Regions from separate parts of the Mus musculus genome. Here region 1 is linked to region 2. The links are chromatin contacts, found by Hi-C or POLR2A ChIA-PET in ENCODE. All regions are on one chromosome and are shown on one strand. The core of a region is the stretch at or near the end of the contact, and the rest is flanking DNA. Distances in the headings are between cores, read along the strand shown.

Region 1 (4,749 bases), core at 2,009-4,508, 150 kb before region 2:
CTTCCAATTTCTGGAACACAAGTGTGCAGAAAGCAACTAGCAGCAGAAAACCTGAGATCAGGCTGGGTACATAGTCAGCTAGGGACACTGCAGCTACCACAAATGAACTCCGGGCTACACCAACGGTGACCAGGGCTACATACATTAACCTTGCGAATCTCCCAATTAGTTAGAGCTAAGTAAAATGTAATCAGCCCCCTTTGCTTCAGTGGTCACATGTGCCTACATGGGACAAGGTGGACAGAGCATCCATCAGAAAGGTTGAGGGTACAAAGTGGCTGTAGTGGTCCCCAGAGGTCCCACAGCACACCAACCCACTTCCCACAGGAGGTGTGCCCATCGTGAGCACTTAGGTGATACTTTCATACTGAGGGAATCAGCTGTTGCTAAAAAGCCAGGCCAGACGCCTCCATCAAAGCCAGAAGTTGTTTTAAGTTACAGCCTCCCCGGGGGCATCACAGAACTCCTCTGTGTCTGTGGCTCTGTCACGTTGCTGCTGGCATCTGTGAGAAGGAGCTCACCTGCTGCTCTGTAAGATCTGCCAAGTCCATTTTGTTGAGGACAAGCAGATGCGGTTTCAGACCAAGCAGCTCTTGGAACAGAGGGTTTCGACCTGAAAATGGGATGTGCTGATGATGTTAAGGCATAATCCCTACAGAGTTTACCAGTGGCTAGTCCACCAGGAGATACAAACAAAGAAGCCCATCTCAGAGCAAGTGCAACCATACAACCCATCTTCCTGCCCCCAGACTTGGGAGGCCAACCCTCATGTTGCAGCTTGTGAAGGGTGTGATTTAGGGAAGGGACTGTCACCTAACTTCTCAAGCAGATGGTGAAAAGAATAAAACCAAAGTTCGAAGAGAAGCCATTGTTTGGATCCCAAGGAATTTAAATTGAAAGTGAAATGGCCCGAACATTTAAGAAATGGTGACTCCTGTGAAATCCCACCCAGATAACCTCAAACACCACCCATCCTCACTGGAGATGCTGCTGCCCACAGCTATCCTCAGCTATCCCAGTCTGATGTGGGACTCCACCATGTGACATAGGCAGAATGGGGCTTCTGCCCCTTCAGCCCTCCCAGTAGGATCTGGTACAAGGATCCTAAGGCCTCTGCCTGTCCCATCTGGCACCCAGTTAAGCTGCTACCTCCATCTAGATAGTCCCTCTTTCACAGCTGACCAATCCATTCACAAACCCAAGTCTCCAGGCTCCTGTCCTAAGATGCTACAGAAACCGCTACCCAGCACAGACCTCCTGCCACATCCTAGATTCAGTTAAGTGTTCCAGAGACTGAAGGAGGACAGTTCTCTCATCATACATGCTGAAAATAACAAAGTTTTACTTTTTAAATAATCAAATATTGGGAGGAATGGTGGACACAACTTTACTCCTTGCACACAGATCTATGTGAGTTCCAGGTCATCCTGGTCTACATAGTGAGCTTCAGGCCAGTCAAGACTACAGTGTTAGACCCTATGTCAATAGTGGTGGTTGGCGGTGGTGGTGGTGGTGGTGGTGGTCACATCTGGCAGCAGGTGATATTAGATGAGTAGACATGTATAGCCTAAAACAAATACACCAGATGTATTATTGCTAAAGTTCCTGAAGTTCTCTGAAGGCTGAAATAGTTCCTATTCTCCATGACTATTTCCAGAGACTACCACCAGTGGCAGCAGGTCCCCACGCCCACCACCAGCTGCTGTTCCAGGGGCCTGGTGGTCTGGCATCCCCACGCTCTTCTAAGGCTAAGTAAGCAGGATGAAAAACTCACATGCCAACAGAAACCAAACACAGCTTAAATGCAACAAACAGTCTGAGAAGCACCTGCCAGTAGACATGATTGTAACTTGCCAATTCTTCAATTAAGGACAAGAGGAAAGGACAGGTTAGTAGGATCATTTCATCTCCGGTTTCATAATTTACCCCTAAAAATATCAAAGTAAACAAGAGGCTGAGACAAATAAGATATCAGATGGGCCGGGCGTAGTGGCACACGCCTTTAATCCCAGCACTTGGGAGGCAGAGGCAGGCGGATTTCTGAGTTCAAGGTCAGCCTGGTCTACAGAGTGAGTTCCAGGACAGCCAGGGCTATAAAGAGAAACCCTGTCTGGGGGGGGGGGGGGGGGAGAGATATCAGATGGGAGCCTAAAAATAAAAACACCAGCCTAGACCCCACGAGGGAGATTCTGATCTAAAAGGGCCCTAGCTATTGATGTAAAAGCCTCCCGGGAACTCTAATGTGTAATGAGAATTGGAAAACACTGCTTTATGTCCCAGTAATTACAAAAGAAGCTGTCGCAGCTGTAGACATAATGATGGACCAGAGGCAGAGCAGACTAAACTGTCTGAAGGAGATGGAGAGGAACCAGGAAAGCATCCTGCTGCTGCCTTTACAGTCGAGCAGAGGTGCTCCCCTCTACAGCGTAAAAGGATATCCTGGCGTCATGAACCTCGATAACACAATCCACCGACTTCAGACTGCTCTGCATCTTCTTTAGTCCTAGAAAATAGAGGGGCACTAAGGAAACAGCCAAAGGGGGCAAGTTTAAGTTCTCCTAGGGGAATACATCTGAGAACCATCAGTGCACACAGGGTTAAAGGAGGCAGCATTCTGAGCCACGTTCCACGGTGCCCCGATGGTTCTGGAAGGTACATTTCACACAAGATGGTCTTAATCAGGAAGTTCCTGATACTGTGCGGACTTAATACCCTCACTGCACAGAAACACTGAGGCTCCGCACCGCAACTGCCACCTGTCCACTCACACTCCCGGCGCCTTTTCTGCCACACACTATAATCTCGCATGGCTGCGGCAGCCAAGACCACAGCAAACAGCAGCCTAGGACCGCACTACGTCTACAGCTGCCTGGGGCCAAGTTGTGACCTATAAACTCAGACATCAGCTTGCATGTGACTTAAAGGGACCACTCAGTGCGTCTCAAAAGTATCAAGCACAAAACAGCTCTCCAACCCGATGCCAGGAAGGCGAACCAAGGAACCGCCAGGACCGGCGCCCGTGCCGCCTGCAGCCCATGCTGGCCTCACCCTTGGCCATGTGGCCGGGGAACCAGCGTGCTACATCGTGACCTTGCAGAGGGAAGCACTCGCGCCAAGCGCCCCGGACGGCACCCCATGCCTGCGGCCACAGCCTCATGTCACTGGTGTCGGAAGAGTTCGCAGTCGGACCGCCTCCGCCAGGGCCTGGATCTGCTCACAGGGTTCCGGCGCGCCTGGGTTCCGTGCGCGACTGCGCATGCGCCTGACTCGAGCACTCTGGGATAAGCAGGGGCACGGGGTTGGCCCGGTAGTGCTCCATTCTCAGGATTCCTGAGCTTATGTGAGGTTCTTTTCAGGGATTTGAAGATAGTCTCCTTTTTTTTCTTTTGGAAAGACGATATATATATATAAAATATTATATTTGCTCTTATGTTGTGGTTGCGCACACTTTTTATCCCCAGCACCAGAGGCAGAGGCCAGTAAGTGGCTCTCAGTGTGCTTGAGACCAGCCTGGTGGATTCCAGAGCCAGTGCTACATGGTAAGACAGAGAAAAACAACAACAAAAAGACTCAATTTCATTTATTTATATTTTTTCTCATTTTTAATAGGTATTTTCCTCATTTACATTTCCAATGCTATCCCAAAAGTTCCCCATACCCACCTTCCCACTCCCCTTTTTTTGCCCTGGCGTTCCCCTGTACTGGGGCATATAAAGTTTGCAAGTCTAATGGGCCTCTCTTTCCAGTGATGGCCTACTGGGCCATCTTTTGATACATATGCAGCTAGAGACAAGAGCTCCGGGGTACTAGTTAGTTCATATTGTTGTTCCACCTATAGGGTTGCAGTTCCCTTTAGTTCCTTGGGTGCTTTCTCTAGCTCCTCCATTGGGGGCCCTTTATATTTTTATTTGAAGTGTCTGTGTATGCCATGTGTTAGCGGATACGCCCAGAAGCCAGTGGATCCTCTGGACCTGGAATTACAGGGGCTTTTGAGTTGTTTGACTGGGTGCTGAGAATTGAACTTCAGTCCTGTGCAATAGCAGCAATCATTCTTAACCTCCAAGCCATCTCTCCAGTCCCAATCTGGAGATTTTTCACTATATTCCAAATCTTTCAGGTTTGAGGATATATAGCATGGAGGATAACAAGCTGGCCTGGCCTAGCATGCCCAAGATTCTAGGGTTTCATAGGGAAGCCAGAAGAAATTGGGCTGCTGGCAATGAAGATGTGGCTTCTCCATGGTGGGAAATTGGCCTAGAAATTTAAACTTAAAATCTAGGCACATTTTTCTTCCTTTTGAGACAATATCTCACTTTGTAGCCTACGCTACCAAAACTCAGGCAGGTGTGACAGCACACACCAGTAATCCTAGCATATGAGAGATTTGAGGCAAGAGGGTCAGGAACTCAGGGTCAGCCTGAGCTTCATGAGGCAGTCTAAAAAAAGTCGTCTTTCTCCCTCGTATACTCATATAAATCAATGTAAGGAAATTGAGTTGTCCCCTATCAGTTCCCGGGCCTGCCTTAGAACTTTCAAGTGTTACACACACACACACACACACACACACACACACACACCTGTAATGCCTCCATTTTCAAGTGTGACATTTTAATGTAACTGTTATAAATACCGACTACATTCCCATTAATACAATGAGAGTGAAGTGGGCTTCATAGTTGTAAGACTAAATGCAAATCCAGCTGCTCCTGGTAGAACAGGCCTGTGATACCAGCTAAGGATGATAGAGGC
Region 2 (4,724 bases), core at 2,202-4,701:
ATTATTTCTGGAACATGGCTGTTGTGCATTATTACTGCTTAAATATGGTTTGAGTTTCTGTCTTGGCTCAATGATTTCCTTTTTCAAGATGTTAGACTTCCTTTTAGAAGCTTTTCAGAGGGCTAGAGAGATGGCTTAGTCAGTAAAATGTTTTCTGTGCAAATATGAAGACCTAAATTCAGATCTTAGTTAGGGCTTCTGTTGCTATGATGAAACAACATAAACATAAGCAAAATGGAGAAGATGGGGTTTGTTTCAACTTACACCTTGTAGTCAGTCTAGTTCATCAACCAGGAAAATCAGAGCAGAAACCTAGAGACGGGAACTGATCCAGAGGCCATGGAGAAGTGCTGCTTACTGGCTCTACCGTGGCTTACTCAGCCTGCTTTCCCATCATACCCAGGATCAGGACCAGCTGGGAAGCACCACCACCCACAGCGAGCTGGTCCCTCCCATACCAAGCATCAATCAAGGAAATGCACCACAGGACAATCTCATGGGACATTTTCTCAGTTGGGGTTCCTCTTCTAAAATGACTCCGGCATGTATGAAATTGACATAAGTCTAGCCAGCACAACACTTATATTAAATGCTGGGTGTAGTGGGACACTTCTCTATTCCCAGTGCTGGGGGTACAGGTAGGTGGGTTCCTAGGGCTTGCTGGCCAACCAGTCTAGATGAATCATGAGCTCCATGTTCAGGGAGAGAGCTATCTCAAAATAAACCAATAAATTAAAAAGGAGGTGGGGAGTCAGGAAATAGTCTAGTGTCAGTCTCTCAGCTCCACATGCACAAACACGGGCACACACACAGTATGTACTGAACTCAACAACAAGAATAAACATGCAAGCTGCCTGAACCACAGGAAGGTCTCCCCAGACATAACTGTTTGACTTTAAAGTCCTGTGTGTGTGTGACTTAACTGTTTGCCTTTAAAACCTAGTGAGAGTGTGCGTGTGTTTGTGGTACATGTGGGGGCGTGGGGGATCCTTTTTGCCTCAAAGACAAAGTATTTGTGCGAGGAGCAATATAATTGGAAAAAGCCATGTAGAGCCTGGGGGTGGGAACTGTACCTATTTAGAGGTTGCCTTTGTGTGCACCACTAGGGGGCAGCATTGTTCCTAACTGAAAATACCCTCACTCAACCAATGTATTCCCTAGAGCTTCACCAAGAACCCTTAAGGTTTACCCTCTGAGGAATATCCTTGAAGACAGGCTAGGCTTCAAGCCAAAAGCTGTTCTTGCCAGAACTGGGGTCTGGCTGCCCTTTGTTTGATAACTGGCCTTGCTTTTTGGAAATTACTTAGCAAAGTGGCTAACAAGCTTTGTTGTAGCTACCTTGTCAGAGTGGCTTTCTGCTTCAGTCCTGGAGTGGGCAATATGTCTACCCTTGACATGATACACCCTTGCTCCAGGGTGGTCTAGTCTAGCTAAACTATATAAATACACGTGTCCTTTACAGAATCCAGTTTTAAACACCTGCCCTAGGAGGGTCTGGGGAGTGAGGAAGTGTTTGGAGGAATGACAAGTAGAGGCAGCCCTTGGCTATTGGCTCTATGTAGATGTATATGGTGGGTGCCTGGTCAGGACTGGCTCGCTAAGTAGAGCCCCCAGCCCCTTTCCTGGGGTGCTTGGTTCTTCAACCACACAGTTTCTTCTGGTCTGCAGCATGTCCAGGCTTGCCTTAGTAAACATCTATCTGACAACCCAGCATTGTTAGAATGAATGCTACACCGAGCAGAGGAGCTTACCTGCCTGTCTCCAGGAGCCCAGAAAGCCATGTCCCTGGACGATGACCTGCAGCTCCCAGGTTTGTGTGGGGTGCAGCTCCAAACCCTCAAAAATACCTGCTGGGTGAAGTTAGGAGTAAGTTGAGTCTGTCTTTCCTGATGGAGTGTGTACCCATCATTTCCAATGTATTTCTGCCAGTGTGAGACAAAATTCGCCCTACTTGGTCCCAATTTTTGATTATACACTGTTCCTCCATCTTCACTATGGGCAGTTGGACTTACAAGACAATGGTTGCTACTGGCAACAGGTTTTGATTTTGCCTTTGATTTGACTAAGAACACATTTCCTTGAACTTTCGCTGTCACCTAACTTGCAGTGTAAGAGTATTTAAGATCCTGTGTATGTGGAAGTCAGCCTTACCCGAGAGCTCTGGCTGCTGCCTACCTATTACAGCCTCGCAGTGAACACTGTGCTGATGCCTCAGGCAGCGGGTTGCTGCTGAGATTCCTAAGCCATTGCTACATTTCTGACCTTATCCACAAGGGTAGAAGAGTGACAGTAGCATGTGTGCCCCAGCTTAAATTCTTAGGTACGATCTAAGACTCCAACCCAACCCTGTAGTTTCCCATTATGGTCGAGCTGTCAGGCTCTGTTGGTAGTTTGGGTGTCTCCCTTTCCTCTTGGGTTACTTATCCCTTGTGGGGTAGAACTGTAAAGTCTGTGAGGTCTGACCACAGCTGTGCCCACAAGGATGTATAGCGAACAGTGCCACAAATAATAAACAGGCGTGACTACATTCCCAAGTGCCCTGGGTTCCCACAGTAACAGACCCACCTGGAGAAGCTGGAAGCCAGGCCATGGTAGGGGTGCTGAGAGCTCTGGCTCTGAGTCAGCTCTACCCTGAGGACATGAAAGACAGAATCCAGGAAAGGAGCCTGGTGCCTCGGGACCCCCTAACAGGTTAGGTAGGACCTCAAAGGATCAGTCAGGGGGCTGGCGAGATGGCTCAGTGGTTAAGCACGCCGACTGCTCTTCCGAAGGTCCCAAGTTCAAATCCCAGCAACCACATGGTGGCTCACAACCATCTGTAATGAGATCTGATGCTGTCTTCTGGAGTGTCTGAAGACAGCAACAGTGTACTTACATATAATAAATAAATAAATCTTAAAAAAAAAAAAAAGGATCAGTCAGGTTCCTCCCTGCATATGCCTCTCCAGTGAGGCCTCAGAAGCCTCGTGGAGCCGGGCAGGAGCTTTGGGAATGTCAGCTCCCACAAGTTGGTCCTGGGCCCACACTGCCTTTCTTGCCCCTGTCTGCATCTTTCAAGTGCCCAGAAAGTCAAAGGGTCCCCTTCTGAAATTTCAGGCTCATAAGTCACTTCCCCTCCAAAAGTCATCTTCCTCCAGCTAGACTCCACCCAGTTAGCACTCCCAAAGCTCTGCCATGGGAGGCAATCCCACAATCTCCCCACCAGGACTGGGAGCTTGTAGAACTGCAGAGTTGCTCAAATTGGTCTGTTTACCATCTCCATCTCCCATGAATTTTGTCCAAAATCATGGGAGATCAATAGGAGCTACCTAGAAGTTACTTCGGAGGGGCCTCTGTAACTCCAGACTGCCCTGGAGGCTGGTTGCTGCCAACTGGGTGTTGGTATAGAGGTGTGTACTTCTTGCCCCGCCTTGCTCCGCCCCGCGGTCCAGTGATTGGCCAGTTCCGATCAGTGGGAAGGGCACTCAGAAAGAAGTACCAGGCCAGTGATGAAGAGAGTACTTTGTGGAACCTCTAGGGTTAGTGTGCTCCAGATCCCATCATGCTTGGCCTCTGGCTGCTCAGCGTCTTATGGACACCAGGTGAGTGATGACTACTTGATTTCAAGGAGCCTATTCATTGCTTGGTGGTGTGCCTAGTGGCCATGTACCATGATCAGCTCACCTTGCCTCCCTGGAGTTGGTCTGGTCCCTGGGTATGGAGAAAGTAGGTAGGAACAGAAAAAGTCAGAATTGAGATTTTTTTTTTTTTTCAAAAGTGAAATGTGAGAGAAATTGTTTCCTGGGATTTTTCTTTTTTCATTGAGCTAGTTACAGGAACAGTAGTGACATCACTAGGCGTGGCACTTACAGGACAGCTTCCCTTGCTGCTGTAGGAGTCCCAGGCAGCAAGGTTCACCTTTGGGATCCTGGGGGATGCATAACTCTAGCTAGGCGGGGACAGAAGCTAGAGGCACGATGGTCCCAGTTCTCTAGCAGCATGGGATCCTGCCTCCCACTGGGAGGCTTGGTTTTCCTGTCCTGGGAGGACCCTGGCTGGAGTGGTCTCTTCTCTTACCTCTCAACCCTGGGGTTAAGTGGCTGTGCCCCTTGCCTATGCAAGAGATCAGCAGGTGGTCTCTAAAACTGGACCTGCCTACAGATAGGTGCTCTCTAAACCAGTCCCCCATCAGTTGTTGAGCAGGAAGTTTTCCGGTGGGAGAGAAAAGCCTGAGGGAGGGTGTGTGTTCATCAGTTAGCTACGATCATGTAGCTAAGGTCAACTCTAGATGTCTGGCAGGCAGACCATAGGGCCTACATGTGTTCTGCCTGTGTAGGTTCAAACAGGCACTGGGGAAGGGTGGGGTGAGTGGATGAGGTTCTTCTGGGGGCACTGTGCCCAGGTGTGCTGGGCTCAGACAGCTTGACTCTGGTGTGATGGAGCTGGTGGTTTAGGCACAAAGCTCTTATCTGGGCCATGGGGTCAGATCCCATTGCTGGCACTGAGCCTTGTGGTGAATACCCAGATAAAAGAGCTAACTCTGGCTAGACACTGCTGGACCTCTGACCCCCCTTTCTCCTGAAGCAGTAGCCCCTGGACCTCCTTTGCCCCATGTGAAACAGTATGAAGTGGTTTGGCCTCGGCGCCTAGCTGCATCCCGCTCCCGCAGAGCCCTGCCCTCCCACTGGGTAAGTCTACCCATTAGCCTGGCCACACAACCTGTGTCTTTAAAAGGACCGGCAGTC

The links. A loop is a pair of places that touch in the nucleus more often than their neighbours do. ChIA-PET counts read pairs that join two places held with the same protein, here RNA polymerase II (POLR2A).
Region 1: a map of CH12.LX shows a loop between it and region 2 (2.3-fold over the local background). The contact joins the promoter of Mtg1 here to the promoter of Adam8 in region 2. A Hi-C loop is called at or near these places in 1 of 37 maps with a recorded cell type or tissue (CH12.LX). POLR2A ChIA-PET finds 5 or more read pairs at or near these places in 1 of 5 experiments (Patski).

What each region holds. Positions count from the first base shown.
Region 1 is chr7:140,136,073-140,140,821 of GRCm38, reverse strand. Mtg1 (mitochondrial ribosome-associated GTPase 1) reads right to left here and starts at 3,258. Exons shown (of 11, transcript NM_199301.2): 1 at 3,049-3,258; 2 at 2,439-2,503; 3 at 522-626. The coding sequence starts at 3,157.
Region 2 is chr7:139,991,289-139,996,012 of GRCm38, reverse strand. It overlaps Adam8 (a disintegrin and metallopeptidase domain 8), which reads left to right and starts at 3,451. Exons shown (of 24, transcript NM_001291066.2): 1 at 3,451-3,581; 2 at 4,567-4,667. The coding sequence starts at 3,542. It overlaps Tubgcp2 (tubulin, gamma complex associated protein 2), which reads left to right. Exons shown (of 18, transcript NM_001286007.1): 18 at 1-58.